Regions from separate parts of the Mus musculus genome. Here regions 2, 3 and 4 are each linked to region 1. The links are chromatin loops, found by intact Hi-C in ENCODE. Cell type or tissue: left cerebral cortex. All regions are shown on one strand. Each heading gives the region's core, and the rest is flanking DNA. Links, peaks and the distances in the headings are about the cores only. Region 1 overlaps Flrt2 (fibronectin leucine rich transmembrane protein 2). Region 2 has its middle 320 kb from the start of Gm26055. Region 3 has its middle 620 kb from the start of Flrt2. Region 4 has its middle 110 kb from the start of Gm40552.

Region 1 (8,283 bases), core at 1,978-6,977:
GCGGCGGGTTTGGGTGGATCCCTGTGTGGCTTGGGAGACAAATCGGGCGTTTCTCCAAGTCGCCTTACCAGGGTTTAAGAGCTCAAATCCATGAAGGTAGCAGACACAACAGCACTGCAAGGAAATAAAAACAATTGGGGAAGTGCTGCCAAGTGACTCAGACTTTGAACTGAGGACAAGGAGTGCGGTCTCGCTCGGGGGTTCCTCCGGAAACCATCTCCAGCGCGTTATAGCCAACGCCCCTGCCAAAGTTCTCAGCCCCCGGAGCAGAGGACATCTCTAGGGAGTTGGTCCAGGCCAGCTTTCAAGTTGTAAATCGCTTTTCCCGGGGCCCTACCCACGGTGCGCCTCTACAGCCTAACGCTAGGCGACGGCTTGCTCCCCCTCCCCCTTCTGTTAGTATTCCGCCGGTCTCCAGACTAGTTAAAACAGGACCACAACTTGCTGGAGACACGGGGACAGCAATGAATGGGGGAGCAAACCAGGCCACCATCCCCTTGCCAAAAGGGGGTGGGGGTGGATCAAATAAAGAGTCATGTCTCCCATTTCTTAGATTACCCTTTAACCTTTGCAAAGAGACTCGCAAGTGAGAAAGCTGTATCAATTGGACGTCCTAACTGTAGAGCTGGTTAGTCTTTGAAGCGGTCATTGTCAGTTGTCTATTGTAATTTATGGAGACAACTCATCTACGGAACATCTCTCTTTCCAGGAGCAGGCAGGGTAATGGGGGAAAGTAGATGTGTCTAAATATGATGCCACACTCTAATTTCTACAGTTAAAGTTTATGGAAGAAAGCTTGCTGAGTGGACCTTTGATAGACTGGGGGTGCAGCACATCCCCAATGTTGCCGGCGAGTGAAATAACGCCATTTTGGTTTGAGAGACTTGCTATATTTTTACCCTCTCATGTTACGTTTCGATCATTTCTGAGTCTAATAGCTCCTCTGGTGTAGACATACATCCAGAGGACTAGAGAAAGGATTTTTCATCTTTCAGAGAAGCTCCGGGTGTGTAGGGAGGACGCTTGAGGAAGCTTAGAGAGAGGGAGAGGAGCAGCGCTGGGTCAAGTTGGCATCCCTGGCAAAGCGGGGTGCACTTAACTCTCTCCAGGGAGGACAGGGTTAAAAGCCCCATCTGACTTCTCTTGGAAAGCTTAGAGTTGCTGCGGCTCCTCCCAAGCATTCTTTAAACCAGAGAAGTGGGAGGGACTCCGCAAGGGTGGGAGGGGAGGAGGGGAGCTGAGAAAGAGGGCTCCAAGAGGGGAGCGCGCCAGAACACGAGGGACCGAGGGAGAGGAGGGGCGCCCGAGGAGCCCAGCCGACTCCGCGAATTCATTACAGTAAACATTTCCCAAGAGGGAGGGGGTGTCAGGTGAGGGTGGGGGTGGAGACCTCGCTCCCAGCCTACATTAGCTGACCCGGTCGGATCAAGGCTGCAGTGTGGCTGGAGCAGCCTCCAGCCCCGCGCCCCGCAGACGCTGCACTTGGAGTCAGCCGCGCGCCCGCCCCCGCGCAGCCCGAACTGCACGCCCGGCTGCGCGTGGTCCGCGCCTTCTCTGCGACCGAGCTGGTTCCCCAAACCGACCCGCGTAGCCCTGGGTCTCTCGGCAGTCCGGGACTCGCTCGGACGCTCTTCACCGCCCTCTTAGATCGCCCTACTTTTGTCGGGGCGCCAGGCGGAGAGGGTGAGACTGAGGAGGGAAGACCGGAGCTGCGGCAGCAGACCGAGCCTAGAGAAAGTGGCATGCCCGACCCCTGGAGGCGGAGGTGTCGGAGGACGGGGGAAGAGGATGCCGCGGCTCCGTAGGGGACGTAGGCGACAGCAAGCGAGGCGAGCAGGGAGCTGGGGCGCCGGCAGGCTGCCGGGGGGCGCGCACCGCTCTGAAGCTCCAGCCTTTGCCTCCCGGGGCTCCGACGCAGCGGGAGACCGAGCTCGGTTCCAGCCACCGCCGCCGCCACCTGGAGGACCTAGCAAAAGTTTGGATCTTGGGGAGGAGGGCGCTGTGCTGAGAGGAATTACCAGCGGGGCTGGAAGGAGACCTGAAAATCCTTAGCAGGTAAACGCGCAGCCTTAACCGTGTCTCCCACTCTGGGCTTCCTTTCCTCGGAGAGCAGAGTTTTAGCTACATTTGACTCAAAGTAAGACCGAGGCCAAGTTCAAGGTCCCGGGGATGGGTATCCAGCGCAGGCAGTTGAACAGTCCTGTTAGCTGGGTGTGGGAGTGTGAGTGTGTGGCGGCGGCGGCGGGGTGGGGGGGTGGGGGAAGTGGGGGGGGGGAGGAGGTGGGTGTCTTGGTGTTTCTTCTTGCCAGATAGGCAGCTGTGCGAGAGTCGACCCCCTTCTCCCCCAGGAGTTCAGGAGAACCGTGGGCCCCAGCTGGTGTCTGATTTTGTATAGTTTGGAAATTTGGAATGTGTAGCCAGGGACTTTTAACTGCGCTTGAATCCAGAGAGGAGCTTGACGGATTTCAGTCACCTCCATCCTCCCCCCAACCCTCAGTTTTATTTCGGAAAAGAAGCTCACTCTACCTTGCCCCTTGCCCGCTTCTCTGAGCTCTCCCTGGATCTCTGATTTGGAGAAGGGAAGCAAAGTGGAAAATTGTCTTTCCCTGCATCCACATCCTCGGAGTCTTCCCTACTTTCTTTAACCTTCTTGTGTCATGAAAGCATGAACGATAAAATTCACATTTTCACTGAAGGGCAAAATAAAACGTGCTAGCCATTGGTAGTTTAAAATTACTCTGTGTGAGTATGGTAGCGGAATGAGTAGGGGGAGAGGGGATCTGGATATGTCCATAGTGCTGCCTGAGGTTACTGATGTTGTAGACAGCAGCCCCTTCCCCCCTTTTGGCCTGATGCTCAGTGATGTGGGGGAAGTGAGAATGGCCTCATGTGTGCAAGGAGGCTAGGGTACCAGAGGGAAGAGGCTCACACATTCTGAACAGCAGCCCTATGGTTTTCAGCTAATAAAATAGCTACTGCTCACTCCCAGGGCAAAGCGGATTCAGCACTACCATCACCCCCCACTCCCCCGTAAGGCCCTATAGAGTTTTGACACATCTCTTGGGGCCCTGCTCTCATCTTTATTATGATGATCACTATTAATTCTCCTGGAAACTCTTAGTACTTTCCCTGAATGAAAATCATCTCTCTGAGAGCTTCTGATTAGTTCTAATAGAGGGAATCTCCTATAAAGCTAACAGTAAACTAATCAAGCAAGCGCAAGGCGCAAATCCCTGTAAATGCTCCTACAGGAGTGCAAAGTGCTGATCAGATTTCTTTACATGCTGTGTCTGCTGTGCAAAACCTCTTCTAAATGGGAGCCATTGCTCCCCCATTCAGCCGGGAGTCTACTTAATCACGCCGGGTTCCAGGACCCTTAGAGCATGTCCACTAGCTTACAGGATTATTGCTAAATTTATTATGTCTAACTCCCCCCAGCCCAAAGCTAATATGAAGGATGCCTTCCATACCGGAGTGGGATTCTGTCTTAGTTCTACCTGGCATGACCTTATTAAATCTGCCAAGAAGTATCCACCCCCTCCCCCCAAACATTCTAAGGTAAATAGAATGCAGGGTTGGCATTTATACAAGCACTGTGTGATTGTTGCTGAATGAATATAAAATTCTAGGAAGGGATCTGAAATGTTAGAACTGGATTGTGTCTTATCTGCAAGGATATTTGCCAGATGCATGTAGCCGGCTGGCCACCATATTAGAGGAGAATTCATCTTTGGGGAATGTGCACACCCAGAAAAGTTGCCCATTCTTATGGTGTGTTATTGCCGCTGAATGTGGACAACTTTTCTCTCCTCATCTGTATTTTTTTGTGAAGCCTGAGAAGTAATCAAAGCAAGATAGGATCTAACCGTTTCAGGGTCTTTACTAATGACTGTTGACAGTGCGGCGCCCCACGCTCATGTGAAGTTGTAAATATCTGTGGCAGAAGGACAGACGTTGAGAGATGTGATTTCAATCGCTATCCTATGTGTCTGATAGTAGGGCCATGGAACTGTACAGAGAACTGGACCCGCTGTGCTCTAGCAGAACCTCATATGCTATTATAGAACACGATTACATACCTTGCACAGAAGGAATGCTAGTTTTTTTTTCATTTTGTTCGTGTTGTTGTTTTGTTTTGTAAAGGGGCCCATATCTTAATACTTAGGAGGTTTCACTGCAAGTTCTCTGGGGTTGCTTTCAGGAAAATAAATTAGGTTCCAAAAGATGTCATGCTGGCCTTCTCTGGAGTCCTTAGAGGAGTCTGTCCCGTTTCTTTCTGTGTGCAGGGTCTGGGTTGAAGTGATCATATCTGAGTGTGAACGCATGGTTCTCATTTGAACCTCCTCTGATGTCCTTTACCTTTATTCTGGCCTGCTAGATAGCTTGACTTAGGATTTAAACCAACCTTCCTAAATCGGTGATTCAGTTCCCCAGTGTGAGGCTGTGGTTTTAAGGATGGCCACATCCAGAAGTCTTATTCTGTAGAGGCCCCGCTGGAGCATCTCATCTAGTTTGAGCCTTCAGTGCTACACTTTTCTAAGGACGAATGTTTGCTCCTAGGATCAGCAGTGCCCAGGGTTCTAAATAAATGCATGCAAGGAAAGAGTGAGGGTGCTCCAGAGACTGGTGCTCAGAGACTGGTGCTCAGAGACCTTGGCTCTCTCTTTAGAACATTCCAGTAAGTCAAGGTGAAGAGCTTTCTTTCTGTTTGGGTCATGCGTTCTTTCTGGCTAATCACCTTTTGGTATCTTTAATTTTAATTCAAGTTCATTTCTTTCCACTGGATTGCTTTAATAACTTTGTGGTTTCTGCCACACTGATTCAAATTCAGTCCATTAGTGACCTCTATCTGTGAGAAGTGAACACTCATTGTTTTTCTTTCTTCTCATCAGGATCTGCAGACAGATGATGTGTGCCTGGGGACCTACCAGCTCCATAGATCTTTCTGAATATTTCATATTTTTTTCTAATTCCATTTTTTTTCTAATACAGAGTTCAGGATGGTTAATGATATTTAATAACAGTAATAAAATGTTATCAGTGAATCGAGTCAGTCCTACTAAATGGTTATTCTGTAAAGCACTGACAATATGATCAAAATAAATTAAATCCAAGCAATGTAAACTGCCTGAAAGAATTGTGCACTCAAGGTGACTGTTGTCTTAAGACCGCTGCTGCATGTCTGTGAAATTTTATTGCCCCTAAGTGCTTACATAATAGGGGAAACTTGAGACGGGCCCAGAACATATTATGTGGAAACTAGACTTCTTAGTAACTGTGTGCATGCATCTTTAAATTCAGCTTGGCTTCTGTGAACTTAGGTGCTGATGAGGGGCAGGGTAGAGTGTGAGGGGCATTTATACACAGATGACCCTTTTAAGGAGGCTCTCAATACTTGATTCCTTATCCATCTCTATCTTCTGGGGCTTTTCAAATAGAAATCTGAGTTTTGGTTGATTATTTGAAATATTAATTGAAGCCAAAATTTATTCCATTTCTATCTTGGGTGGATATCATCTGACATTTTCCACATGTTTTTGATGTACTGGTAGTTGAGATATGGGCTTTTTAGGAGGTTGCCTTTATTCTCCCTTGGGCAGGTTTTACATAAAAGACATTCTAAAGACCAGTCATTGTTATTGAAATTAAACATTATTGTATCTTCCTTATTGTTCCATCCCTAATTTATTTGATTTCATGAAATCATATTTTTTTTCTATGAAACTACATGTTGAGGGTAGACGTTGTGTTATCAATATGTTGTGACTCAGTCTAATAAAAAAATCAAACTCCAATTAAATACCTGTTATCAAATACACATATAGGCACACCTCACGGGCAATTTTCAGACACAGATTCTTTTCAATGGTCTAAGTATGTTCCCTCTTTTAAGGGCTATGACACAAATATTGTAATAAAAATATCCTGTGCTCTGATGAATACAGAGGCTTATTTCAGTCGCACGGAACAGTAAAACACTGTATTAGCAAAATAATCAGTGGTATTTTGAGTACATGGTCAAAATCTGTTAGAACTTACATGTTTCTTTCCTTTTTTTTTTTTTCCCTCTACCCTTTGGCGAATTTCACATCTACTGGGTCTTTTGGTTTTCTTTGATTCCTTCTACTGTGGTTCTTTGAAGTGCTTCAAAATTAAACAGTAGCTACTTTTTAGGGAAATTCATCATGTTATGTTCAGGATTCCAGGAGAGTTAATGACGCAGAAAAAGTCCTGTAAAACATCTTTCTAAAAGAAGCCCTTCTCTCACAGCCTTCCTTCTTACTGGCCTCCTGTACCATTTGCAGTGAATTGGAACTCCCTTATTTATTTATTTTTCAAATACCACCTTTAACTTAATTTAATGGGGGATGTGTTTCTGCAGAAGTGTGCAGTGCCTTGTGTGTCTTGGGTCCCTTGAACAAAGCAGCATCATTGTTTTCAAACTGCAATAAGAGAAGGTAAAAGAAAATCTTCCCGGGGTAATTGAGGAAGTCCGAAGACCTCATTCACAATTCCCAAACACTGATCAGGTACTCTCCTGATGTTTAATCAGGACATAGCCCCCTCCCCCCCTTTTTTTTTTCTGGAAGCTTATCAGTTAAAGACTTCAGCCATTTTTGGAAGCATTCCCAAGATAAATCTCAGGAGGGACAAACCATTGCTTTCTCTTCATGCTTCAGACTTCTCTTGCTGATTTTGGATCAATGTTCAAGAAACTTGGAAGAAGCCTTCTGTTGAGCTCAGTTCATAGGTGCTATTGTTCATTTTGGTTGTATTGTTATATTTCAGTTATTTTTAATCCCAGCTTTCATACAGATTAAAGGATTCCTCCTATGAACTTTTGGAGAACCTGAAGGATTTTGGAGTTAAGACCACTGAAAATTAGCAGGTCCTGAAGTTCACAGAGAGCAATGACCACCCTTGTGTGTGGAGTAAAACAGTAGTGGCTTCTATGAAGGTTCATGAATCTGCTCACTGGAGTTCACCCAGGTCACGTGGCCAAGTGGAAAACATTAGATAAGCGTTAGTCTTGAAATAGCTTCACATGTTGCTGTCACTCTTAGACCCAGCTGGTTGTGGGTATTACTTTCATAAGACTCTGGTGTCAATACAAACTTTGAGATAGTTTCCTTTCTTATTTTGATCCCAAGCTTAGACACAGATGCTTAGATGAAGACATTTTGAAGGGGTTCTAATACTCAACTCCATGTAAGACAAAGGGGAGCTGAGGTGAATAGCTTAGATAAGCATTGCCCTTAAAGACCCTATCATACAGTTCATTTTTTTTTCCCTCCCATTGTGGACCAGTTTCTGAATAAGCAACATCATGAAGCTGAGAGTTACCTTGCTTTACACAGAGTTAATAATTAACATTCATTTTGAATTTTAATTAAGCAGATTTAAAATTCTCCAAATAGAGTTAAAAATTTTAATTCTTTTACAGATCCAACAAAAATGATCAGAGTTGGGTATATTCATTAAAATACAAAAACTTCATGGCAGTCTTTGACATATTTACATTTAAAAACATTAAAAAAAATTCATACTTTTCTGCTATTATGCAAGATTATGAGTTTTTTCCTCATCTGAATAATTTTGCAGCATAAGTATTTGACCCATCAACCACGATAGCGTATAAGAAATGTCATTTTTTTTGGTGGAAAAATTACAATATGCATTTTTATGTCTGTATATTTCTTTCTATATTTGACCTTGTAGGAATTGTTTAATCTACTGGAGACTTAATTTCCTCTTTGCAGAGTTCAACAGAGTTGGTGAGAGGTCTAATAAGATTAATGTGTGTGGAATGCCTTGATAACAATACAGAGTTACATTCTCATAAAGAGGCATTATTCAGGTTGATAACATTTATCATTGCATGACTGTCTTGTGCTAGGATAGGCTGTTTTTTTTTTTTTTCTAATTAACAGGATATGCAAGAGATTCCTTTGTCCTTCACAAGCCTTGGCTTGTGTGTGTGTGTGTGTGTGTGTGTGTGTGTGTGTGTGTGTGTGTGTGTGTGTGTCTGTGTGTGTGTCTGTGTGTCTGTGTGTGTGTCTCTGTGTGTGTGTGTGTGCGTGTGTGTGTGTGTGTGTGTGTGTGTGTGTGTGTCTGTATTCACCTATCTTATGACATTGTTTTTTGGATCCATGCATCATTTTTTTCCAGCTCACTTAGTGATTGGTTGCCTCCTTTGATGAACTTTCTTTATTTTGATGCACTTCTTCTTTCCAAGCTTGAAAGGAATTAGGGAGAGATGAGTTCCAGGGCTAGACTTTCCTT
Region 2 (8,283 bases), core at 1,459-6,458, 640 kb before region 1:
GAAGTTCCTCCTCGTGTGTCTGAAATATTTATGCGTTCTCCTGAGTATATCAGGAGAGCTCAGATTTGAAACATAAACATACTGAATTCACAGAAGCTCTACCACAAAGAAAAGTATTTAGGGTAAGAGACAATTATAGAGACAAATGCATGGGATACTGTATAAGATATTTTACACTTGATACTAATACTATAAAGGAAGTTGAAGATACATGCGTTTTTGAAAATTAGTTTTGGAAGTTCATGATTCATTACATTATGCTTTTTTCCCTTTGACATTGTTAGATTAATTAAATTTATTAGGTCAGCTCCAGTGGAGTCTTTGTCCAGTTTTCTGTTGAGTTTTCATATCTACATTATCTAGTTTGATAACTTCTACTGTCTTCCACGATGCTCAATTCAATTTCAATTCTTCATGTATTCTTTAATTCCATTTCTTTTTGTGTATTCCTATTCAGACTCAATATAGTTTTCCAAGATGATTAATCCACAAATGCCTCAAGTTAAAAACGACAGACTATCAATCCCATCCCAACCTCTCTCATCACCACATCTCATTCTCAATTTTAAAACATCCAATTTGGCTTGTCTCATTGCCTCATGCTTTTGGATCTGTTTACTAATTTAGCTTATTGATTTCAGTCCTAAATAGTCAAGGTTCTAAGATTTAGCCTCTGCACTTTGTTTCTACTGCTCTTTTGTGATCCCTGGTTCCATGCTTTTCCTTTTACCCACAAAGTAATTTAGTCAGTTTTAAGTGTTGCTTGGTGTGTAAGAATTATTCTGGGTTTCATAATATGGGAACCAAAAATTTACATAAGCTTCTGATTTTTCTAATGACTGACTATTTAACAGTACCTGTAAAATTTATATTTATAAATTTGAACTTCTCTGGTGGTTTAAATGATAAATGCCTTGGGCATTTGAATGTTTGGTCTTCAGCTGGAGGCATTGTCTGGGTATGTATAGGAGGTATGAGTTTGCTGAAGAAAATGTGCAGATTCAAAGTTCAGTGCCATGCCCCACTCTGTCATTTCTCTCTCTCCTGAAAAGTTTTTTTTTTTTTTCTGCAAAATGTTGAACAAAATTTCAATATGTGAACTCTCAGGTCTTCAGAAATGTTTTTTTGTTTTTGTTTTTTGTTTGTTTGTTTGTTCATTTGTTTGTTTTTTAGTGCTCTTGAACTATAGGCACATATAAACCCTCCCTTCTATAAGTTGCTTTGGGCATGGCATTTTATCATAGCAATACAAAAGTAACCAATACAAATATTTTCAATAGTATCCAAAATACTTGGCCATTTTTTATTTTTGATCAGGGTATATTTGATTTATTCCCAAATATTATGTGATGAAATTCTACAGAATCTATAAAAGTATGTTTAGCCATTTGTAAAATAATTATAATCTTCCTAACACAAAAACTACAGAATGTATCTCAATTTCGTGTTGTTAAAACAAACTATGCATGTATATGAAGTGACACTACTACACCGACTCTAACAAGCTATTTCTATGTCTAGCCTTTGAAATACTGTGGCATTCATCACAGTAATAGTTGTGCCACATTATTCTGGTGCAGCCATAGTGCTTACAGAATGCAAGTTTATGGAATAAGGGAAAATTATAAGTCAGCAAATTAATGGATGAGTGGAAGAAGAAATTGTAAGTCATCTACAGACCCTTGCTTTTCTATCTCGGGAAGAAATTGAAGTGTAAATTTATTAGGAAATAGCCCTAAACCAGACTGTGTAGATGCACTGCTATAAGAAATAAAATGTCAATAAATACTAAGGACTATGGGATTCACATACCTTTCCATACGTCCCATTATACATATAAGACTTCAAAGTAGCACAAAACAGTGCATCACATTATTAGAGGAGTGAAGCCAGTTAAGACACATGGAACTAATTCCTAATGGTTGTATTAGGAAAATACAAGATTTAGGCTCAACTTATGAAAGACAAGCTTACCAGTTACATAGTTTGGAAAATACATATTTTTTTATAAGACTCAATTTTCTTATCTTTAAAACTGGGAATATAGTAAGAGGATTGTTATTTTGAAAAGTGTTACAAAGATGAAAATCATTAAATTATTAACAGAAGCAAGTCTTACATTCAAAAAATAAATACGACTATGTAATCAAAATGTAAATACTGTATTCTTGACACCAGGTTTCTCTCAGAGTTTACATTAGCAAGAATGTTGATGGGTTCATTGAGGTACAGTAGGATAACAGAGATCAGAGAACCCAGAATCCCAGTCATGTTAACACTTGCTGCCTAGACAGCGGTGTTATTGGAGAATGTTTAGGCCCTTAGGTTAGTGTCCTTTCTGAAGGAAAGATGTTGCTGGGCATGGGCCTTGAGAGGTTAACCTTTAAGTCATTGCTAGTCTCTGTGTCACACTTTGTGTGAAGGTGTGAGCTCTCAGCTTCTCTTAGAACAGTCACGTGGAATCTCTTTCCCTCTAATATAGTTATTAGCCCTTATCTGAATCTAAAATTGTCACAGAAATTGTAATAATATGTATTTTTCACATTTTAGTAAAATACTGTTTGTCATAGAACAGACTCAAAGAGCCAAAACAATTGTGGAGTTTTCTCATTGGAACCATAGGAGTGTAGAAAATATAGATTGTATAGAATTTAAAGAGCCAAAGATAGTGGAGAAAAATACTCAAGACCCATTGTTAAAGGAGATTGTTATTTTCTGGGGACAACAACAAAACACAAACAAACAAACAAACCAAAACAAAAGACACTATGATAAATGCAGAAAAGTTTACTTGGGCTTACAGTTCCAGCATGATGGGCATCTGTCCACTGTGGAAGAAAGCAGAAGGCATGCAAGCAGGAAAAGCAGCTAAGAGCACCCATCTTTGAACTCAAGCACAAAGTGAAATGAAATTAAAGTGACTTAGTGATTTAAACCCACAAAGCCTATCTACAGGGGCATGCCTCCTTCACCAAAGTCATACTAAACCACCCCAAATGGCAAATGCCCAAGACTGTGGGGAAGCTCTCTCATTCTAACCACAAGAGTAGCAAGAAGAATTGATTGCCCCACACCCAAAAGCCAGAACTCAGTTTTGATGTGAAATATAGAGATACGTGAATAAAGCAGCAAGAAAAATATAAAAATACTTTTTCCAATTGACTGTGCTCATTGGGGTACAGTCTACAGCTATAAGGGACTCGATGGCTATAAGGTAACTTGTCATTTATTTGTTAATTTTCCACACCTCTCATTGAACAAATGAAAATTAAACACAAAAGGTAATTAAGTATCCCCTGCAAAAGAAGTCAGTAAAAAGGGAGATGACAAGATGACTCAGAAAAATGAAAGGATTTGTTCCTAAACATGATGAATTTAGTTTGTTTCCTGGGATTCATATGTTAAAAGTAGAGAACTGACTATTGCAAGTTGCCTTTTGTTCTCTGCACGTGTGTACAATATTTGTGTGTGTGTGTGCTCGCGTGCACACACACACACACAAAAACAGAGAGAGAGAAAGAGAGAGAGAGAGAGAGAGAGAGAGAGAGAGAGAGAGAGAGCTCATTAAATAAAACAGTAAGTTCTTATATAAATCTGTGTTGAGAATTTTGATGTCTTTAAATAGATGAATGTTATAAAAATATGTTTTGTTTTAATCCCAACTGTAGGATATGGAGCTGCTTCAGATTGTCCACAGCAGCCAACCATGATCTACCTTGTGCTCTAGCAGGCATGTGATTCTTCCAACTGCAGATAATTCTTGTAAGTGCATGGCATTTGGAACTCTGGAGACTCTTGAAAGTGTAGAAGATCCTAGATCCGAGGGAGGCTTGGGCTTGCTGCTGCCCTGCTCCTGCTGCTGCTGTTGCTTGCTGGTTATTGATTGCTGGTTGGAGATAATCTGATAACCAGGATCAACATTGCTGGAAGGAACTTGACACCACTAATCAGCTGGATGTAGTCTAATGAGATTCACACCTCCTTTCTCCTCTAGGCTTCTTTCTCTCCTATGTAGTATTGGAGGGTTGGAAGGGTGAAGGGTGGTAGAGAAGGGAGTCCATAAGCCAAAAGTCTGGCTACATAATGATAATAAATACTTGTAAATATTAAAAAGAAAAATCTGGAACACATAAATATATAAAGGTAAGCACGTGATTCATAAAGAACCTTTTAAATCATATGAGCAAATCAAGCCATCTTTACAGGCAGAGTTGAATAGGACAAAAGATTATTGCAAACCCTTAGAGTAGGTCAGATGAGGCTGAGGCAAAAGTCTAAAGCCTCTGAACAAATCCCTGGAGATTCAGGCTGAAGATGTCTTGCCATTCACAAATATATCAATAAGATTCAGTAAGGAATGTATTAAAGAGATGCCTAGATATCCAATATAATCTCTGCTTATCTTTGACCAAACAGCTACACTGCAAACCCAGCCTCCCTTTAGCACCCACATTCTTGCATTTTATGTAAAGATGTAAAAGCAGAAATGTGTTGATCCAATCATAAGTGTGGGGGTGGGATATAAATACATCCCGTAGGTGTTCTTTCATGTAGTCTTTCTCCCTCTGGAGGCAGAACCTTAATAAGGTCCAACATAAATACAACATAGCTTTTATAACAAAGGCATTTGTTTCTATGTGTCATCTTCTGAGATAGAATGTCTCTTCAGACTTAACGCCAGCTTATCATCCTCACAACCGATGACTGTGCTCAGTCACTGAAATCTTACTGTTTGTGTAGTATCACTGCCTCGGATTACCATTCTTATTTGAAGACAGTTCCTAAGGAAAATAGAATCATGTAAACGTGGCCTTCAACAATAACTTCCCAATTATTAATTTTGTGGCCTTGAACATGTTATCATCTTTACAAGGTGCAAAAATAGCAACCCATATCTAGATAACAATTTTTAATTGAATATTATACAAGGTGATATATAAGAAAAAAATTGTATTACTTTTATTTTTTACAGTCCAGTCATTACTCTGTCTGGGTCTGCCCTTCCACAGTTCCTCATTTCATTCCTTCTCTCTCCAACCCCCTAAACCCCCTACCTCTGTCTCAAAGAGGATGCTCCCATTCCTCCCACCACTTGCCAGGCCTTTTCACCCCACGGGGTCTCAAGTCTCTTGAGGGACTTCAGTGAAAGAAAAAAAATTAAAAATTAAATACTTTGCCTAAGAAATAGCTGTCATTATTATTTGATCTTTTGGCATCTAAATTGATATTTGGGTGTAAAAAGTGTTGTCAATACAATACAATGGAGGATGAATCAGTACATAATGTCATCAAATCCCGGGAAACTATATTCAGATTACCAACAGCCATGAAAAATAACTGGTAGGCCTGGCAGCATAGCTATAATCCCAGGGCACTGAGAGAGAGACAGTATATCAGCAGAGATGTTTTGCTAGGTAGACTAGCTAAATTTGTGAGGCTCACTCAGAAAGTGATTTTTGTCTTAGTATAGAAAGAAAAATCAAAAAAGGTACCTGACACCACCCTGGACCTCTACACTCATGCCCACATACATGCACAGACATGTGCACACCCATATATGTAAAAATAAATACATATATGAACACACGCATACACTTGTTTATTCTACCAAGTACAGAAATGAAATATCTGCAGGGCTTGAAGAGCTGTTTTGATAAGGCAAGGATCATAGTACAGATTGTAAACTCAATATAACCCAAAAGTCAGTTTCAATTTTCTATGCATACAAATTGCTTATGCACAGAGATTCTTAATGTGTGAGGATATTTTGTGAAGTTATAAATTCTAACATACATAAATCAATTGTCACATATATTCCTCACAGCAAGAATGTAGGTCCTTCTTTATATGGATGAAAATGTACATGCCAATTCAAGCATACATACACACTACCCCTGCAGCTGCGATCTTTGCAAGGAGGTACCCACATTTCAGGACTTGGCATGTTTTCTCCCTCAATCAAAATAGAATTACTCAAAATGGTCAGCAAGGACGGTTACCTCATTGTTCTTACAAAGAGTATCTATACAAATGTTTTAAGATTCATAGGGGTAGAGTTCTAATTCTCATTATTTTTGCTTGTTGTCCCGCAAAATAAAATATATTTCTTTTAAAGAGATGCACACAGAGATTATTTAAGGAAAAAGTGTCACCTCTCTTCAACCTCCCATTGATTACACTTAAATTAGCTGTTTCTGTATCTAAGAATGTTACAATTACATAAGTCTATTCTTGTGGCTCTCATGTGCATGGTCAACAAGATTTACAAATCACATGAGGGTCATTAGTAAACAGCAGTTTTCTCCTGGTTCTTCATACTTTTCCATAGCAAACTATAACATGCATTTGGTCAGTGTTGTTTAAGATTGAGGGATAATTTTTTCTAAATCCCACCCTACCATCTCCTTCACCACACCCCTCTGCTTTTTCTTTCCTTGCCATTGTTCCTCTAAACTGAAAGGCCATCTGTTCACTTGGCAGATGCTCGTCAGTTCTATAATTGTTGTCATTCTTAGTATAGTGCGAACCCCGCACTATCCGGGGGACGGGAAGTACTACATTCATGAGTTAGCCAAATGTATATTGTTGTCGAAATTACTTGTCAAAACGTCAAGGGGAACAATATTTGATTTCCAAAGCATGGCACACATCTATCCAGATTACAAGATGAGGGTCCTATTATGTTGTTACTCATGCTTTGCATCATTCAGATTTCAACTGAAGTAAATGGCATGAGCTTTGCAAGCAATGATTTCTATTGTGTGGAAGGACAGGAGTTTGCTCAAGCAGTGAATTGAGAGGTTTTACTGAAGTGTATCAAATACATACATTTGGATAACAGAAGCCTCTGGTATGAATGTAGCTCACTTTTAAACAGACCCAAAATATGATAGTCAGGAATAAAATACAAAGCATATTTGAATGTGAAGCCAGGGAACCATCAAGCCCAAAGACAATAAGATAGTATGGTAATTTTGTTTTGCTCCTATTACAAATTATTAGGAACACTGGGACTTACAATTGTTCCAGTTTAAGTCACACTAGATCAAAGCCAACATTGGCAGGGCCATGTTCCTTCAATAAGATCATCATGGAAATCGTAACTCGAATTTCCCTGTTCCCTAGAGATGGACATTTTTTTTTTTATCTAGAGCTTAGTCCCTCTGGCATCAAACTGGCATCTCTCTGACCACACCTCCATGTTCATATCGCCTTGAGAGATGCTTTGCTTGGAAGAAATCGTGAGCTAAGTTTAATTTTTCTGGATAAATTCAAGGTATTATTTCCAACTGATGGTATTTAACAAAATTTCTATCTGTAACCTCCCTCTTTCCATGTGACACAACATATTTACCAGATCCATAGGGTAGGATATGGACATCTTTGGACTTCTCATAGATATCATTCATCTACAAGTGCTTTAAAATAATGACAAAGAGACATAAATTTATTTACATAAATTAAACTTAAACAAATGTAAAATATTTACTATACCGACCAAACTCTAATTCTGTGTTCCTATGATGAAAATACACAACTTTATTTTGGTAAATTTGTTTGAATCTTCTCTTTAAAAAAGAACAAAAGAATCCTCTAAGCAGTATTTGTATTTCCTTACTCTTGCAGTATTTTTGGGTGACACAATTAGTTACACAAACAACATTTTAGCCAAATACCTGCCACCCCGTCATGGTGTGTTTAATTACATAATTATTATTCAATTATATTATGTATATTGCTGACAACAACAATGATGAGGTCATATTACAAAACATTCCTGAAAGGTTCTCAAAGGTACTTTTTATTGTTAGCTGATATACAATGCAATTGGAGCTGATGTACGCTGAAGATAGATGCATTAGAAACCAACCAATTAGCATGCCTGTCCATGCAAAACTTCAAAGAACACTTAGGAAGTAGCTACTCCAGGCTACGAGTTAAATCAGATGCTGCAGATAAATGATAAATCGGGCATAGAATCTGCCCTGAATTTACATGCAGTGTTGTTAAGGAACAGATGTATAACTTGCCATGTACTGTTTGTTCTCTCGTGCATGGAAGGAAAATAAGAGGTCGACATTGGAAAAGATCAATAAAGAGAGGAGAAGCATTTCAAACTGATTTTTAAGGATAATTGTGGCTGAAAATTTTTAGGTAACTGCAAAAAGGCATTCTTTCATTTTATATAGGAACCATAAAAGGGAATCAAGTTAATAAAATTTAAATAGCATAACAAAATAAGTCTCTAGGTAACTCAATTAAGGAGTATTATTATTCCTCCCA
Region 3 (8,283 bases), core at 1,209-6,208, 610 kb after region 1:
ATCAATTAGATATCTATTTATATTTGACCAGTTTAGCGAAAAACAAGAACTACAGAAAAATATAAGGAAATTGGTATACACAGCTAAGATCTGTGAGAAGGAGGGAAGGAGAAAGAAGATGAAGAAGAAGAGGAAGAGGAATATCCTGGGAGGGACAGAAGAAAGGAGAAGCGTTTAAGAGTGGTGAAAAGCTCTTGGAAAGGACTCAAATTCAGTTCTTAGCATCCAAGTTGTAGGGCTCACATCTGCCTGTGTACCTCTAGCTTCAGGGCATTTGACACTCCCTTCTGGATTCAGAAGGCACATATACTCACCTGTTCATACCCACACCAGACACAAACTTAAAATAAAAATAAATATAACCTCCCCCACCCACCTCCTCAGCCTGAAATCTGGCTGATCAGTTTTGACTGTTAGCACCAGCAGAGCATCGGGGTGGAGCCTGCCACCCTATTTTTCTGCCACTCCCACTGCTACTACCTGCTGCCTAGCTGTTCTGGAGCCAACACGTGGTCACCTGCAACTGTACTCCAAGAATGATTTGGCGGGAATGGGCCCCTCCCCCTTCTTCATAACCCCGTGTCTCTGAATAGTAAAATTGAGCTTTGATCAGGACCCTTGTCTTAGCTCCATCCTTTCTTGCGCCGCCTAGTTTCCCTCTTTTCTTCCAGATTCCAAGATACTTTCCAGGCTCGAACCCGGACATGTGGGTCGCTGGCAGGCCTCAACAATAAAAAGTCTGTAAAACCAAATTAATGCACTTTCTGGTTCAAACAAGTGTGCAGAAAACAAAACAAAACAAAACACAAGATAAGCAGTAGTAATAATTAACTAAAACACACATGGGAAAAGCAGAAGGGAATGTTTGGGACGATATGGACAAGCGTTTCCAACCAGCCAGCTTCACCGCCATCTTTCTCCACTGACTTTTCATATCACATGTCTTTAACATTGTTAGCTATTCAGTTCTCATCATCAGATTAGGCACATAGTAGGACACACTTTCAGTCTTTATTCAATAGACTGTAATTGCTTTGAGGTATATGTAAGAGAAAATTTCATAGCGGTCATGAAGAAGATCGTTCTTAACAATAGTGCTGTTTTCATGCTTTGATATATAAAGCAAATTCATACAAGCACAAAGTTACAATATGTTGACTTTACTGTTCTCACCTGAACTTGTCTTGTATGTAGATGTAATTGCAAATACCCTAGTGACCATAGAGGCATATTGAGAACATATGTGGAAAAAAGGGAAATTCCAATTTGATAAAATGCAGCTTCAATTTGGAAGTTATTTTTATAGAAAAGTGTGATCAATGAATACTACCACACATATGCTATAATATGTCTCTCCTCAAATATTGAGACCACATTAAAAAGTTAGCAATGTCAGGGTTTAGGCAGTAGTAAACATTAGTTTAGTTAACTAGGAGCTTCCTGTTTCTTGATATTTCATTTGGGGATGATTCCTGGGTAGACACACAGGGAAGATATGATTCCAGCCTCAGTCTTTGGGGATTCCTGATTTAAAGCAGATAAAGGTGATAATATATAAAGAAATTGTGAAAGAGTAGCTCATAAGGCAAGAGAAATGACTTTAGGCTCTAGGGAACAAGGTGAATAAACTTAGTATTTTGTGAACTAGAAAGTAGATTCTGTTGAATGCTATTGACTTACCAAGTAAAACAGGAGCCAATGGAGCACTCACCAGGAGTAGAGAAGCTATACAAGATTGCAAGTGTGGTCGTGAATGTCATCAGTCGATGACAATACGATTGTATAAACTAATGCAAAGTTTGAATAAGACAGGCTGGGAGGTTAGAAGATATTTACACAAACGTGTGGTACAAAAGACGGGAGAGCCAATAGCTGGAGGCATTCATTTTATTTCCATATCCTCTATTACCTGACAATATATTATTAGCAAATACTATATAGGTTGAATGGTGTGCGAATTGACTGCATGTCAACAAACACAAAAACTGCCTACGAGAATAGCAATGAATAGTTTGTGTGAGACATGGGAAAAATGAAGAATTCAGGAATATTCATAAGATTTTGAAGTATCCGTATGGTGTGAATGCACATTTTCCTCTTTTCACAAATTAATGTCTAGATCCCTAAGCTTCAGACTCTTAGTGGTATATAAACCATTGTAATAGCACACATCATACACGTACACATACATATATGTATGTATACACACACATATCAATAAGCTTTTTGGTGAAAAATGATAGACCATGAGGTACCTAGAGAAAAGACTTTGAGTCATTAAGCTAATCAGTAATAAACTTCTGAATGGAAATTTTATCCATACCTATTTGAGACTAGCATTATGGAAGGAAACAATATTCTCTCAAAAACGCCGTTCACATTTTCTTCTAAATAAATGATGATGGTAACGTATATAGTGCTTCTTCTATTCTCATACATTTTCAAGAAAGGAAGGTCATCATTTAGGAAGATAGTACAATTATCTAATGGCATCCTCTGGTCTATATTTTGGGAAGACTTTAAAATGAGGAACATATTCCCAACTTTGGAAATATTGTGATGAAAGATGCAAGAACCAAGGAGCATACACTCTTAAATAGGAGAATGTCAGAAAATGGTCTGTGTTCCAGGATTAAATGATCCTTTGTAGCAGAGGAAAGAGGCAGTTTCTATTGAAGATTGTAAACTTGTGCCATACTTCCAATATCAAATGTTCTTCTTACAAATAACATTTGCATCATATTGAGATTAAATTTTCAATAAATCTAACTTAATAAATGTACTTTCTGAGTTGACTACTTTTTGACATTGGCAATTATTTGATTACAGATTAAGTGAAATTCAATAAAAATAGTTACCTTACTTACTTATATTGTTACAAACAGTTAATTACTAACAAGAACATAGCTCATTCAGGTCCCAATATGGGGGGCAATTGTGATTTGAGTATATATTTTCAATACCTTAGCAAACACTCCTCTTTGTTTTGAGATATTTATCATGAACCCAAGGAAAGCTCTTTAGTTCATGCCACAATAAATGATGTTAGCAAGAATTTGAAAAATACATGTTTTCATTCAAATTTACTTAAGAAGACAGAGTCTTTTCATCTAAAGAAGTAAATTTTAAATGGCTTACAATTTTTTATTTTTTCCAGGGTCATCACTGTACAATAAAATCCTGCAAAGAGAGTTGTTATTACTGACTTAATGGGCTAGATAGCCAGTGTCCATTGCAGTCCAGTGTCTGTGCGCCAGCGCCCCCTGGTGGGTATTGTCAAAAAACAAAATTTTATTAGGGTAGTTTGCATAGTCATAAATATCATTGAATCTATTGTGTCAGAATTCATTTGGACAATGAAGATATCTTTGCTATCCTTGCTTTGTACTGACAGTGAGACATAACCTCCCTACCAATACACCATATGTGGCATTAAGAATTGACTTTGCAGTGTAAATAAATGCCAATTTTACGCGTTTTCATATTCATTTGTGATTATGTATGTATATATGCAAATTGCAATGTGAATTCTTAATTTGTAGTTTATACCAAATGTTTTATTTATGTTTACTTTTCTGTCTATCATCTTTCTGTTATATATATATACATATATATATATATACACATACATATACACACACACACACATATATATATATATATATATATATATATATATATTTATATATATATACATATACATACACACACACATATCTTTCTCTATTTTTAATTAGGTCTCTGACTCTTAAATATAGTTATTATGGTGTCAAAAGCCACTGGTGAGCAACCAATAAACCTAAAGCTTTATATGTTGGACTGATCTGATTTAAATATGAATTTTTGCAATTATTATCTTTGTTACTTGCATTCCGGTTTTCTGGAGGCCAGTAAGGACATCAAAATAGGAAGTTTGTGGACACGCTCATAAACTTCAGACAAGCTTTTCCAGAATAATGCTTTTCTTCTGTATTTAACAATTCAAGTGTTAAAAACGCACCAAACGTGCACACAGTCGCTATTGAACGCTAAGAATCGTGAAGACTCTAGGAATCCCAGTCATCCACAACCTTTCTAAACAGGGCTCTGTATGTACATGATCACCAAGTAGAGAACAGCACCTCATCTCAAAGAATAAATTAAATAGATACGTTAAATTACATTATTATCCAAAGAAACATAATATATCATAGATACAGATGAGCTTATAACAAATTCTTATTAATTGATTAGTAGGTTCTATATATAACACAACGAAGTGCTGTGGTTTATTAATAAGATGACATTGAACTTGACTCTATGCAAATACATCTTGAGACTATTGGAGGATAAAACAATCTTATTACATTTTATTCCTAAAACATCATCCTTTATCCTTATACTTATAAAAATATGAAATGTTTGGGGAGTGTTTAAACATTTCAGACTATCAGGCAATGTCTCTGATAGTGAAGTTTAGTGCAGTATTAATAGAGACATAAAAGAGAAAAAAGAGAAATTCACAGACGCTGAAAAGAGTATGGAGACACTGCTGGTTTCCATTTTCTGTAAGGAGAGACTTCTCTGGTGAGCAGCTGTAGCTCCATTTGTCATTGTATATAAGGCTTAGAATATAGTGAAGAAGTACACTATCCTAGCAAAGTTGTAATTGTGGCATCTCTTCTAAGTTCCATAGTGTCACTAGTCCCTAGAAATCACAGCTAACTTTCTAGTACCAGGCATGATTTCCCTCCTGTTTTCTCCTGTTTTCATTTCCCTTTGACACAAGTCCTCCTCCATAAACTTTATGCATACCTTGTCACGATAATAGTTTTCCTGGTTTATAGGTGTGGTAGGTAGGTGGATATGTCTAATTACATCCTTTCTTTGTGAGATTGCTTGGTATTTTCTGGATCCACGAAAGCTAAAACACAGAAAGATAATTTGGGAACAGTTTCAACTTATACCATCTCAATCACATTTCATAAATGTGTGATATCTTCAGTAGTAAATCCCATACATAACCTGGGAAACAAAAAAGGCTACAGCTATAATCTATATTGTTTGGGAGACTGGTCAAACTTGAAACAAGGCACACACAGGCTACAGACATAGCATTAATGGGAACTATTTATATAAAATTTCTCTTTCTCTTTTTCTCTTTCTCTTTCTCTTTCTCTTTCTCTTTCTCTTTCTCTTTCTCTTTCTCTTTCTCTCTCTCTGTGTATCTCTATATCTATGTCTGTTTCTTTCACACATGCATACACACATGCATACAATCTCTCTCTCTCTCTCTCTCTCTCTCTCTCTCTCTCTCTCTCTCTCTCTCTCTCACACACACACACACACACACACACACACACACACACACACACGGGAAGAGAGAGAGAAAGAGAGAGAGAGAACCCAAATATAGTCAAAGTAAAAGAGACCTTTGGTGGAGCATGGTAGGGGTTCAAGGTAAGGTAGCTGGGGGTGGATTGAAGGAGAAAAGAGAATGAGCAAGTGATGTGATTCTATTTCATTTAAAACATAAAATTAAATTTCCAAAGAGAGCTGTTTCTGGAAAGAAATAGAGCAACCACTCCTCTAGCAGACACGCAATGTCTAAAAACTGTCTGGAAGCATTTGCTGATTGCACTTCAGGATTCTTGATTTCATGCTTTAGAATCAAGTTGCTTCAGGGATAATTGAATAAAGTTGATCATCTTTGACCACAGTGGTCTGTGGTAAGGCTGTCCAGCCAAATAGATTCCAACATTTATTTCCATTGACCATGTTTTTAATTTACCAAACAGTTCATGGTATTTTGAATGTTTTTAATGATCCATATTCTACTCACTGAAACTCTATTTGTGCATCAATAATATATGTTTTTATCCCCTTTGAGTCTAATGTTAGAAAACAGGGTTGATTTTCTAGTAAGTTTGAAATTGTTCTGTGAAAAACTTTCCAAATATTTATAGTTGAAAGAAACACCTAGAAACAATACCTAGAAACAAAAACAAAAAAACAAAACAAAGAGAACAAACAACAACAACAACAACAAAACACCTTCTTGAAACTTTTGAGAAATATCAGGTCATAAATTTCAAATAGAGATACAAAGCAATTGATATTCATGAGACAAAGACCAATTTGTACATGTTTAGTTAAACATTGCACTTTTGTTTACTGATTCAACTTTAGACAGATTTACACCTAAAAGGTGTGAGCCAAGAAAGTTCAAATTATATGTTTAGAAAACATGAAGTTATTAAATACTCGATTGTAGTTTGTGCCTCTTTTATTTATGTATTTTTATTAACTTTTTTATTGGGTATTTTCCTCATTTACATTTCCAAAGCTATTCCAAAAGTCCCCCATACCCTCCCACCTACTTCCCTACCCACCCACTCCCAATTCTTGGCCCTGGTGTTCCCCTGTACTGAAGCATCTAAAGTTTGCAAGACCAATGGGCCTCTCTTTCCAATGATGGCCAATTAGGCCATCTTCTGATACATATGTAGCTAGAGACACAAGCTCTTGAGGGTACTGGTAAGTTCATATTGTTGTTCCACATATAGGGTTCCAGACCCCTTTAGCTCCTTGGGTACTTTCTCTAGCTCCTACATTAGGGGACCTGAGATCCATCCAAAAGCTGACTGTGAGCATCCACTTCTGTTTTTACTAGGACCCGGCAAAGCCTCACAAGAGATAGCTATATCTGGGTCCTTTCAGCAAAATCTTGCTAGTGTATGCAATGGTGTCAGGGTTTAGAGGCTGATTATGGGATGGATCCCTGGGTATGGCAGTCTCTAGATGCTCCATCCTTTTGTCTCAGCTCCAAACATTGTCTCTGTAACCCCTTCCATGGGTGCTTTGCTCCCAATTCTAAGAAGGGGCAAAGTGTTCACACTTTGGTCTTCATTCTTCTTGAGTTTCATGTGTTCTGCAAATTGTTTCTTATATCTTGGGTATTCTAAGTTTCTGGGCTAATATCCACTTATCAGTGAGTACATATTGCATGAGTTCTTTTGTGATTGGGTTACCTCACTCAGGATGATGCCCTCCAGGTCCATCCATTTGCCTAGGAATTTCATAAATTCATTCTTTTTAATAGCTGAGTAGTACTCCATTGTGTAAATGTACCACATTTTCTGTATCCATTCCTCTGTTGAGGGGCATCTGGGTTCTTCCCAGCTTCTGGCTATTATAAATAAGGCTTCTATGAACATAGTGGAGCATCTCTCTTTCTTACCAGTTGGAACATCTTCTGGATATATGCTCAGGAGAAGTATTGCAGGATCCCCCGGTCCTACTGTGTCCAAATTTCTGAGGAACCGCCAGACTGATTTCCAGAGTGGTTGTACAAGCTTGTAATTCCACCAACAAAGAGGAGTGTTCCTCTTTCTCCACATCCTCGCCAGCATCTGCTATCACCTGAATTTTTGATCTTAGCCATTCTGACTGGTGTGAAGTGGAATCTCAGGGTTGTTTTGATTTGCTTTTCCCTGATGATTAAGGCACATTTTTTCAGGTGCTTCTCAGCCATTCGTTATTCCTCAGGTGAGAATTATTTGTTTAGCTCTGAGCCCCATTTTTAAATGGGGTTATTTTATTTTCTGGAGTCCACCTTCTTGAGTTCTTTATATATTTGATATTAGTCCCCTATATGAATTATGATAGGTAAAGATCCTTTCCTAATCTGTTGGTGGTCTTTTTGTCTTATAGACGGTGTCTTTTGCCTTATAGAAGCTTTGCAATTTTATGAGGTTCCATTTGTCAATTCTAGATCTTACAGCACAAGCCATTGCTGTTCTATTCAGAAATTTTTACCCTGTGCCCATATCTTTGAGGCTTTCCCCACTTTGTCCTCTATAAGTTTCACTGTCTCTGGTTTTACGTGGAGTTACTTGACAGTTTAAATATATGGAAATCCATCTACATAATCTGTTATATAAACCAACTCAAAGATAAAAACAACATGATCATCTCTTTAGATGTGGAGAAAGCATTTGACAAAATCCAACACCCATTCACAATAAAAGTCTTGGAAAGATCAGGAAATCAAGGCCCATACCTAAATATGTTAAAAAAGCAATCTACAGCAAACCAGTAGCCAAAAGCAAATTAAATGATGAGAAGCTGGAAGCAATCCCACTAAAATCAGGGACTAGACAAGGCTGCCCACTTTTTTCCCTACTATTCAACATTGTACTTTAAATCCTAGTGTGCCTCTTTTATTTAACTTTACATAGCATTCTTTATAGTAAAGATAAAGAAAATAGAATGGGTTCCCTGCATCCATCTGCAATAGCTTCT
Region 4 (8,283 bases), core at 1,561-6,560, 1.4 Mb after region 1:
AATGGACTGTATTGTTGAAGATGTCATTCTATTAGCAAAATAAGAATAATAATGTTGTTGATCACATAACTAAACTCAATTTTAAAGAACTCTGAAGAAAAATAAAGTTGTAGATGAAAGCAATGGCAGAATTGCCCTTGTCAGAGAGCACTGTAACAATAATCCAAAGGAACTGGTAATTAAGAACAATATCAGTGAAAAATAACTTGGAATATTCTGGGGAGATGAGGGGCAAAACACACACACACACACACACACACACACACAGAGGAGGAAAGGTTTTATAAGAGCAAAACAGGAAAAAATGGAGACTCTAAAGGCACACAGAATGAAAAAAAAAAAAAAAAAAAAAAAACCAAGTCAGTGATCTTACCCAGTGTTAAGTCCTGGATGCTACAATATCAATGGGACTGGCAGGATGCATCCACTGGTTAAATAGTGGCATGCCTGTTATGGGGATAACCAATCTGATACCTGCTTGCTGTATTAGAGAGAATGGATGCTTGGTACTGTAAGCCTGGAGAAAAAAAATGCTGGAGAGGTCATGAGCTCTCTGGTGGGAGAAACAAGATAAATGGCCACGTTGTCAAAATAAATTCTGCATTTGTACTAGGAGCTTTGTACTGTCCGCAGCCTTGGATAGAGAAGCTTATTTTGCATATAGTTAATGAAGAGAATCACATGTATTTCCTCTCTCTCATTTAGTTTAATGCTCACTTCTTAATGCCTTTACCAAGTATTTCCCAATTTTTTTTAGGATGAAATCTATTTCTTTTGAGTTAAATAAAATAATATATTACATTAAAGTAGATATTTTCTGGGCTTTGTATCTTCTGGAAACTATAAAGGACAATTTTAACAGCTACAGCTAAGTGGAAATGTTAATAAAAGAAACCTTGTAGTGAATATTTGTTCTATTTTTTTCTAAACTCTAATTGCTCATTATTCGCACATATCTTTTGACAATGCCTATGGCTATTTCTGGATATGACAATTCAAAGTCTGTCCTAGTTTTTGTTTTCCCTTTTATGTCCTTGGCCCACAGTTAAGGACTTCTTAAATCTTTATTATAAACATTAAAGGAAACAGATTCAGCCACTAATCTCAGCGCTGAACAAGTCACACACCATGTATTTCAAGCTGGTTGGTATAATAGTTTGTTAAATACTAGCATCAGTTGGTGCTCTCGTGTTAGCTTCAATGTCTCCACTTCATTCATTTACTCATTTGCTTTTATATTTAACTTGTGTGTGTGGGGGGGTGGAGCTGAGTGCAAATAAGTGTGCTTATGATTTTCTGTACATGTTTGTATAGGGAGAGGCCAGAGGTCAACTTCAGCTAATGTACTTCAGGAGCCCCAAATATGGTGATTGAAACTGGGGATGTCACTGTGGCTCTCACTGGGCTAGGCTGTTTGGCCAGTACGCCCCAATGATCAACCTAATCCCCCAGCACTGGGATTATAAAAGTTTATCTCCCCATCCCCATCAAGCATGCTTTTATCTCTAAGTGCTCAGACTCAGTCATCATAAATCAAGTGCATTGCTAATTGAACTCTTGTCCAGGGTCCCAATTGTCTCTACTTTAAAGAACTCCTTCAAATCAGATCTGCCTTTTAGTCCTAAACAAATTTCTATCAGCAGAACTTCTCTTGAAAATACCTATAAGCAGGGTGAATTGAATAGAAAGGGGCCAATACTGCTCACATACCTTTTCTTTTTATTCCTTGTTTATCAAATCAGAATTGAAAACACCTCAGTAAATCTCCTCTAATGTCTCTTGGTATATCACAATCTTGAAAATGTGCCATGAAATATGCCCTGAAGAATGGACAGTGAATATTCACTTTATAGAGGGGGACTATGTTGATTTTTTTATATTAAATGTTGCATAGTAGATTTTATTTAATGAACATTTCAAGCCCACACATTAAAAGGATTCATTGAACGAGCATGCTGTTTCTGTTCTTCTTGTTTTGCTTTTAGTTTTTGTTTTTGCTGTTGTTTTTAAATGTTTTGTTGGTGGTATGTTTACCTGTCTGTTTTGGTTTTATTGGGGGTTGTTGGGTCTTTTCTTCTCTTTCTGTGTATTCTTGAGTCCAGAAATAGAAGAACAAGAAAACCTTGCAATCTTGCCTAAAAAACTGTCTGATGATGTACAGATTTCTGAGGGACAGGACAAAATCATTTTGTCAGGAATCAAGGTAGTCCAAAATAACTTTGCAAGAGTGACTGATTCATTTATTTAGTACTGTATTAGAAACACAAAGGTCAAAAGACATAGTTTGCCAGCTTGTTATCTTATGGTATATTGAAACAAACAAAAAGAAGTAAGAATTTATTCGTATACAAAGAAAGACATATTTATACATATATATTTATATCTATGTACATATATATGTGATCATATATAGGGCTAATGAATGGTAATGAATGATTATTATTCACGATTACTATTTCATTACCTATTATATTATCACAAACAATATTTAATGGCTTAAAACAAAATCCGTTATATTTGTCATAATCAGTAATCGTATCTGGATTGAGCTGTGACCTTCTTTCTGTAGTACTGTGCAGGGAATCATGAGCCTGAATCCAGCAGCCTAGGCTGCTGAGAACAGGAATTAGCTTCATGGTTATGTTATTTCCTCTGTCTATTCAGTCTCTCCAGGAGGCATGGGCATCTCATTTCCCTGTAGGATTATTGCACATCTGTCTAGCATCAAGGCCAGCTTTCACAATGAAGTCTCAAGGCTGAAAGTTCACAGAAGCAGAAATATTTAAGACTGTGTAGTGCTTGGAACCTTAAAACAGCAGGATAGTAGCCTTTTATTGTGTTGAAATTGAGCTCCATGGTCAGCCGACTTCTAAAGGAAGAAAAAAAATGAATGTGATAGGTTCTAATTTGCAAAGTAGGAAGACACTAGACAAATAATGGTATGGTTTCACTCTTAAAATACTTCTCTTTTTTGTGACTGATCTAAGAGGACCAAGATTGAAAGCAAAGGTGAGTTAGGAGGCTATTGTCACCATGCATAAGAAAATATGACTGAAATTAGTCATGTCAATGATAATGGGATAGAAGTAGATTATCCTGGAAAGAGTCTGTGGAACAAAATTGACAGGAATTAATGCTAAATACAATGTATCTTCAGCCAATGAGAAGTATACATGTAGCATGAATGAGAGTCGGGATGCTGTGATTTATAAATATGGAGGATGTAGGTGGGGAAGCTTAGGTTATCAAGAGATTTGGATCTGTTCTCTTTCAGCTGCCTATGCAGCATTGAATGGATATGAAACCTGAGTAGTGAAGCTGTACAGCTCACGATCCAGAAAGTCCCAAAGGAATTGATCTGTTATTTAAAAAGCCATTGGTCATTATAATATCACTAATGAAGGAATATAAGTAAGTAAAACTCAGAGAAAGAAGGCTTGCAAGATATATTAAAGAGTTACATAATACCATCCGATTATGTTACACTAATGCTAACTATAGGGGGATTTGATCAACACAAGGGAGGTTGCAATGACAGGGAGACAAATTGTAAGTCTAGAACAATAATAACGATACTTTCATATAGTACAAGTGTGAGAGGAAGGAAGACTTTTGGAACAGTCAGGAGGAGAAACAGTAAGATATTTATCTATAAGATGGCAGGGTATTGCCTAAGACTTAGATTTATTCAATTTTCTTCTGAGGAAGGTCTATATCAATTACCAGCTTTAGGTTCAGACATCAACTCTTTCTCTTCAGTGGGGTCTACGTAATTTGAAAATTATGAATACAATGTATTCCTTAGTTTGTATGGAAATGTGGAGTTGATAGATCCAAAGCTATGGTTGTTGTCTTAGCATGAATAAGGCACGCAATTAAAATGAAGATTTTTGGGCATATCTTGGGAAGGCTTAAACCACTGAGTAGACTTAAATGCTTCCTTCACAATTTTCTTGTAAAAGTTCAAGTTCTCTCAAGTCCTCTCATGACTTCTTGATGTACTATTTTGATAATAATTTTCTAAACTAATCCAGAGTCAGATGCATAAAGGACAAAAGATTACAACACTTCTATTAGTTACTAACAAAAACTTTAATAGCTTAAAACACTTTTCTTTCACTTTAGATTAAATAAACACCTGCTGCCCCCTAGTGGCAAATTACTGGGGAATAAAATCTGTGGGTCTCTTGTTTATCTACTAACTAAAGTGGAAGGTGGAATGCAGATGTTTTATAAAACTCAAACTGTCACCTCTAGTTGCATAAACTGCTTGAATCATTTTAATCAGTGGGACTCAATTGGAGGACTTACTGAAATGGCACACATGACCCTTATGGAATGGTTAGGAAAAGAATTGAAGGAGCTGAACAGTATTGCAACCCCATAGGAATAACAGTAGTATCAACTAACCAGGACTCCTCAGAGCTCTCAGAGACTAAGCCATAGGCACATATTCAGCAGAGGGCTGCCTTTTCTGGCCTTGGTGGGAAAGGGTGCACGTAAACCTGTAGAGACTTGATGCCCAAGGGAAGGGGATGCTGGCAGGGCTGAGGTGGAGGTGGGTAGGAGGTTGGCAGAGCACCCTCTCAAAAGCAAAGGGGAAGGGGGATAGGGTGAAGAACTCTTGGAATGGGGACCAGAAAAAGGGGCAACATTTGGAGAGTAAATAAATAAAATGGTTTAATAAAAACATGGCATCAATGATATTGCATATGTTCATTATAAGTAATTTAGTAACATGGGGAAGTAATTTATTCATCTTAATTACGAACAATCTGGATTTTAAAATCCATAAACCCAAGCATCATCCTGGTGCAAGCATCTGGGTTTACTAAACCTTGAGCAGATTTAGTAACAAGAGAGTGAGCCCTTGGCAGCTTAGAAATTGATGTTCCATGTTTAATATCTTCATTTTTCTCTCTGTTTTCCTGGCTGTGAAAAACAAAATGGCTCTTTAGAGGAGACAGAATTCATACTAATGAATATGTTGGGATATTACTCTGTGGCCCAAAGAAAACATTGAATCACCATATAGTAATATAGTAACCCCGCTCATATGTACACCGTTTGTGACTCTTCTGACCTGCTTCATCAACATTGGAATAAATAATGATGATGATGATGATGATGATGATGATGATGATGATGATAATAATAATAATAATAATAATAATAATAATAATAATATATTGCACCCCCACAGTTCCACAGTTCCTGGAAGCAGCCATGTATGCTCCTCCCCACAGTTACCTGGCAATAATCAGGTAGGCTTGGCCCAGTATTAAAAAGAGCTGCTTGGCCCCTCAGCTCTCTCTTAGGCTCTTTCCTCTCTCTTGCATCTTGCCCACTCTCTCCCCATTCCTTCACCCCTCTCTTCACGTGGTCATGGCTGGCCCCCATTTCTCTACTCTCTCATTCTCTCTGCCTCTGCTACCCTCTTAAGCCCCCTCCCCCTGTCCTAAATAAACTCTATTATATACTATACCAATGGATGTCAGGTCCCTCAGCAGGAAGTGATGCCTCAGCATGGGTCCGCTGGGGCATCCCCTTCTTCCACACCTTGCTAGAGCATAGTCATATAGCTCTTCCTCTTTTTAGGATCAACAACAATAGCAATAACAATAATATATATGCATCATCATCTTCCTAAGATTCCCACAGGTCAGATTCTTGTTTTCAAACAGCTGCCCATAGACAGACATATATCACTTTATGAGAAAAATCCAAATTTTAGAAAATAAAAAAACATTTTAATCTTTAAGAAAGGTAATGTATTTCTATCATTAGAATAAACCATGGTATCAATCAAACAAAACAAGTATTTTCAGTTATGAGATATCCCCAGTGAAATAAATGATTTCTTGGACCAAAATGGAGAGTACATACCTAATTGTCAAGTTTTCTTTTTGGAAAATTTACACACAAATGTGCCTGGTGCTTACGTTAATAGAAATCTACTCCTGACATGATAGCAACTATTTAAAGCCAGTTTTAAAAATATTTAAAAAAAAATATTTCTGTTTGCATGCTAAGTACTATTGCAAGTTCTTTCTCAAATTTTATGTATGCTAAAACAAACCAAAATGAGTAGATGGTATTCTTGAATTTTAGAGGAGACAGAATTCATACTAATGAATATGCTGAGATATTACTCTGTGGCCCAAAGAAAACACTGAATATAGTAATATAGTAACCCCACTCATATGTACACACTTTGTGACTCTTCTGACCTGCTTCCCCAAGGATGGAATAAATAGTAGTAGTAGTAGTAGTAGTAGTAGTAGTAGTAGTAGTAGCAGTAGTAGTAGCAGTAATAGTGATATAATAATAATAATAATAATAATAATAATAATAATAATAAACTGTTGGTATTCTGTCTAGACTCCATCCCCACAGTTCCTGTGTAGCTGCAGTTGGCCTGAACTCCCTTTGTAGACCAGGCTAGTCTTGAACTCAGAGGTCATCTACTTGCTCTGTCTCTGAGTGCAAGGATTAAAGATGTGCACCACACTGATCCAGTAACTTTGAATTCTTCAAAAAAATGAGTAGATAGTATTCTTGAAGTATAGGAATGGAGGAGACCAAGATTATCTTATCCCATTTTTCCTTGTGATAAATCTGAATCAGACACACACACACACACACACACACACACGTGTGTGTGTGTGTATTCTGTATCAAATATATATATATACATATGTATATATATATGTATATATATGTATACATGTACATATATATAATCATATATATCTTTATAATACCTATATCTAGAAATACTGTTGTTTCTGGGAGGTCAATAATAAAAAATGGAGAGTCTTAGGTAGACAATATGAAAATTAGTCCCTCTGAGACATGATTAAGGAAATGTCTATAAGATAATTTAAAATTGCTGACAGGAGTTAAAACCAGCAAATTATGCTTTGCATTAAGAATCTCTAGAATAACCATGATAAATCTTTATAGAACTACGTCTTTATAGTTCACATTATTAAATATGACACAGTGAGGAGTAAAACCAGAGGTGTTGCCTGTGTGGATTTTCAGGCAACATGTAAATACTGAGATGAAATAGACAGCTTAATGATGATGCCTTTGTTTTGTCTTTGAAAACAGTGCATCTTCTTCCCCCATTTGACTTGAGACTGTTTTAAAGGAAATTATATAACATGGAAACTGTATTTTGGGAATGATAACAATTAAAAGAAGATACCAAAGTGGTAAAAAGCAGACAATCTCATTGTGAGTGAGCTAACACAGGCATGATGCAGAGTTTGCTTTGGGGACAGAGTGGGGTTTGACTTTCCCTTTGAAGTAAGAAATGATTCTGCACTTGTTATCATTTTGTACTTATGAATCTAATGCAAATCTTGCATAATTGTTATGTACTATGTCAGATGCATACGCTGAACCCAGAGCTTTATAGAGCTTCTCCCTACGCACATTGGAAATATAAGTTTCTATATCATTCCTCTCTTCTGAATGAGCTTCTTCATGGTTCATATTTCACTCTGGGATCCTTGTTTGTATCAATCTAATATCCAGGTTTTAATAAAGTCTTCCAGTGTGGAACAGGTTTAAATGAATATATTTATCAAAATGCATCAATCTATAAAGCGATCGTAGTTAAATAAGACTTGAACACATCATCAAGAGAATATACATGTGTGTTCCATTTTGATGCACTTCTTCTCCATTCAAATGTGGCAAGTGATTATCAGTCAATCAATCAAATCATGAACAAGGGCAGAATAGAGGAACATTGCATTTTGGATGTAGTGAACTAGCCATCCTAAAGAAATGAGAAAAAATAATTAATAAAATTAGCTGCCTTTCTTCAAGTCTTGATTTATTTTGCTATACCGTCAAGATAGTAAGAGAAAGATAGTTTGAATATAAGAAAATATTTCTGTAATGCCTTACAGAGTGGCTTAAATGTGCCCTTTTATAAACAGACTGTGCATATGAGAAAATGATTTAAACAGGGAGATCCATTTTACTATACGCTAAGACAAAGTTTTCCTATGTGCCAAATGAAGTTGACCAGGGAAAAGTAAGTATAAACAGAGCCTGTGGGAGGTGGGAAGACATAAAAGAATGCATTAACAAATTGTGGTGAGGTCATCACTGAGAAACTTATTTAGGCTGGGTTAACTGGATGGAATACTATTGGAAACAAGCAGAAAGGCTCAAGAACATTTGAAATTGGTAAGAATTTCCTTGATCTACTGAATTTTGGTATACATTCATCACATGTCTTGGTGAAATTGTACCACCCAGACA

The links. Peaks named below come from ENCODE experiments on the same cell type or tissue, not always from the same donor. Only the 100,000 strongest peaks of a DNase experiment are listed, where the experiment ranks them.
Region 2: a loop joins it to region 1, with 3 times the contacts of the local background. A loop is called at or near these places in 2 of 42 quality-filtered maps.
Region 3: a loop joins it to region 1, with 6 times the contacts of the local background. A loop is called at or near these places in 2 of 42 quality-filtered maps.
Region 4: it touches region 1 in a loop (6-fold over the local background); 3 of 42 quality-filtered maps call a loop at or near these places.

What each region holds. Positions count from the first base shown.
Region 1 is chr12:95,693,924-95,702,206 of GRCm38, forward strand. All of the region lies in intron 1 of Flrt2 (fibronectin leucine rich transmembrane protein 2), which reads left to right. Among named protein-coding and RNA genes, the nearest start is that of Flrt2, 5.8 kb to the left of the region's middle. In left cerebral cortex, for the core only: CTCF peaks have their summits at 1,978 (motif pointing left) and 4,853; DNase peaks (open chromatin) are centred at 2,920, 3,229, 3,783, 3,917 and 4 more places; H3K4me3 peaks cover 3,854 bases; H3K27ac peaks cover 3,410 bases.
Region 2 is chr12:95,050,581-95,058,863 of GRCm38, forward strand. No RefSeq gene overlaps it. Among named protein-coding and RNA genes, the nearest start is that of Gm26055, 320 kb to the right of the region's middle. In left cerebral cortex, for the core only: a CTCF peak has its summit at 4,542 (motif pointing left); DNase peaks (open chromatin) are centred at 3,844, 4,507 and 5,894.
Region 3 is chr12:96,308,096-96,316,378 of GRCm38, forward strand. No RefSeq gene overlaps it. Among named protein-coding and RNA genes, the nearest start is that of Flrt2, 620 kb to the left of the region's middle. In left cerebral cortex, for the core only: a CTCF peak has its summit at 3,258 (motif pointing left); a DNase peak (open chromatin) is centred at 3,266.
Region 4 is chr12:97,126,322-97,134,604 of GRCm38, forward strand. No RefSeq gene overlaps it. Among named protein-coding and RNA genes, the nearest start is that of Gm40552, 110 kb to the right of the region's middle. In left cerebral cortex, for the core only: a CTCF peak has its summit at 4,143 (motif pointing left); a DNase peak (open chromatin) is centred at 4,156.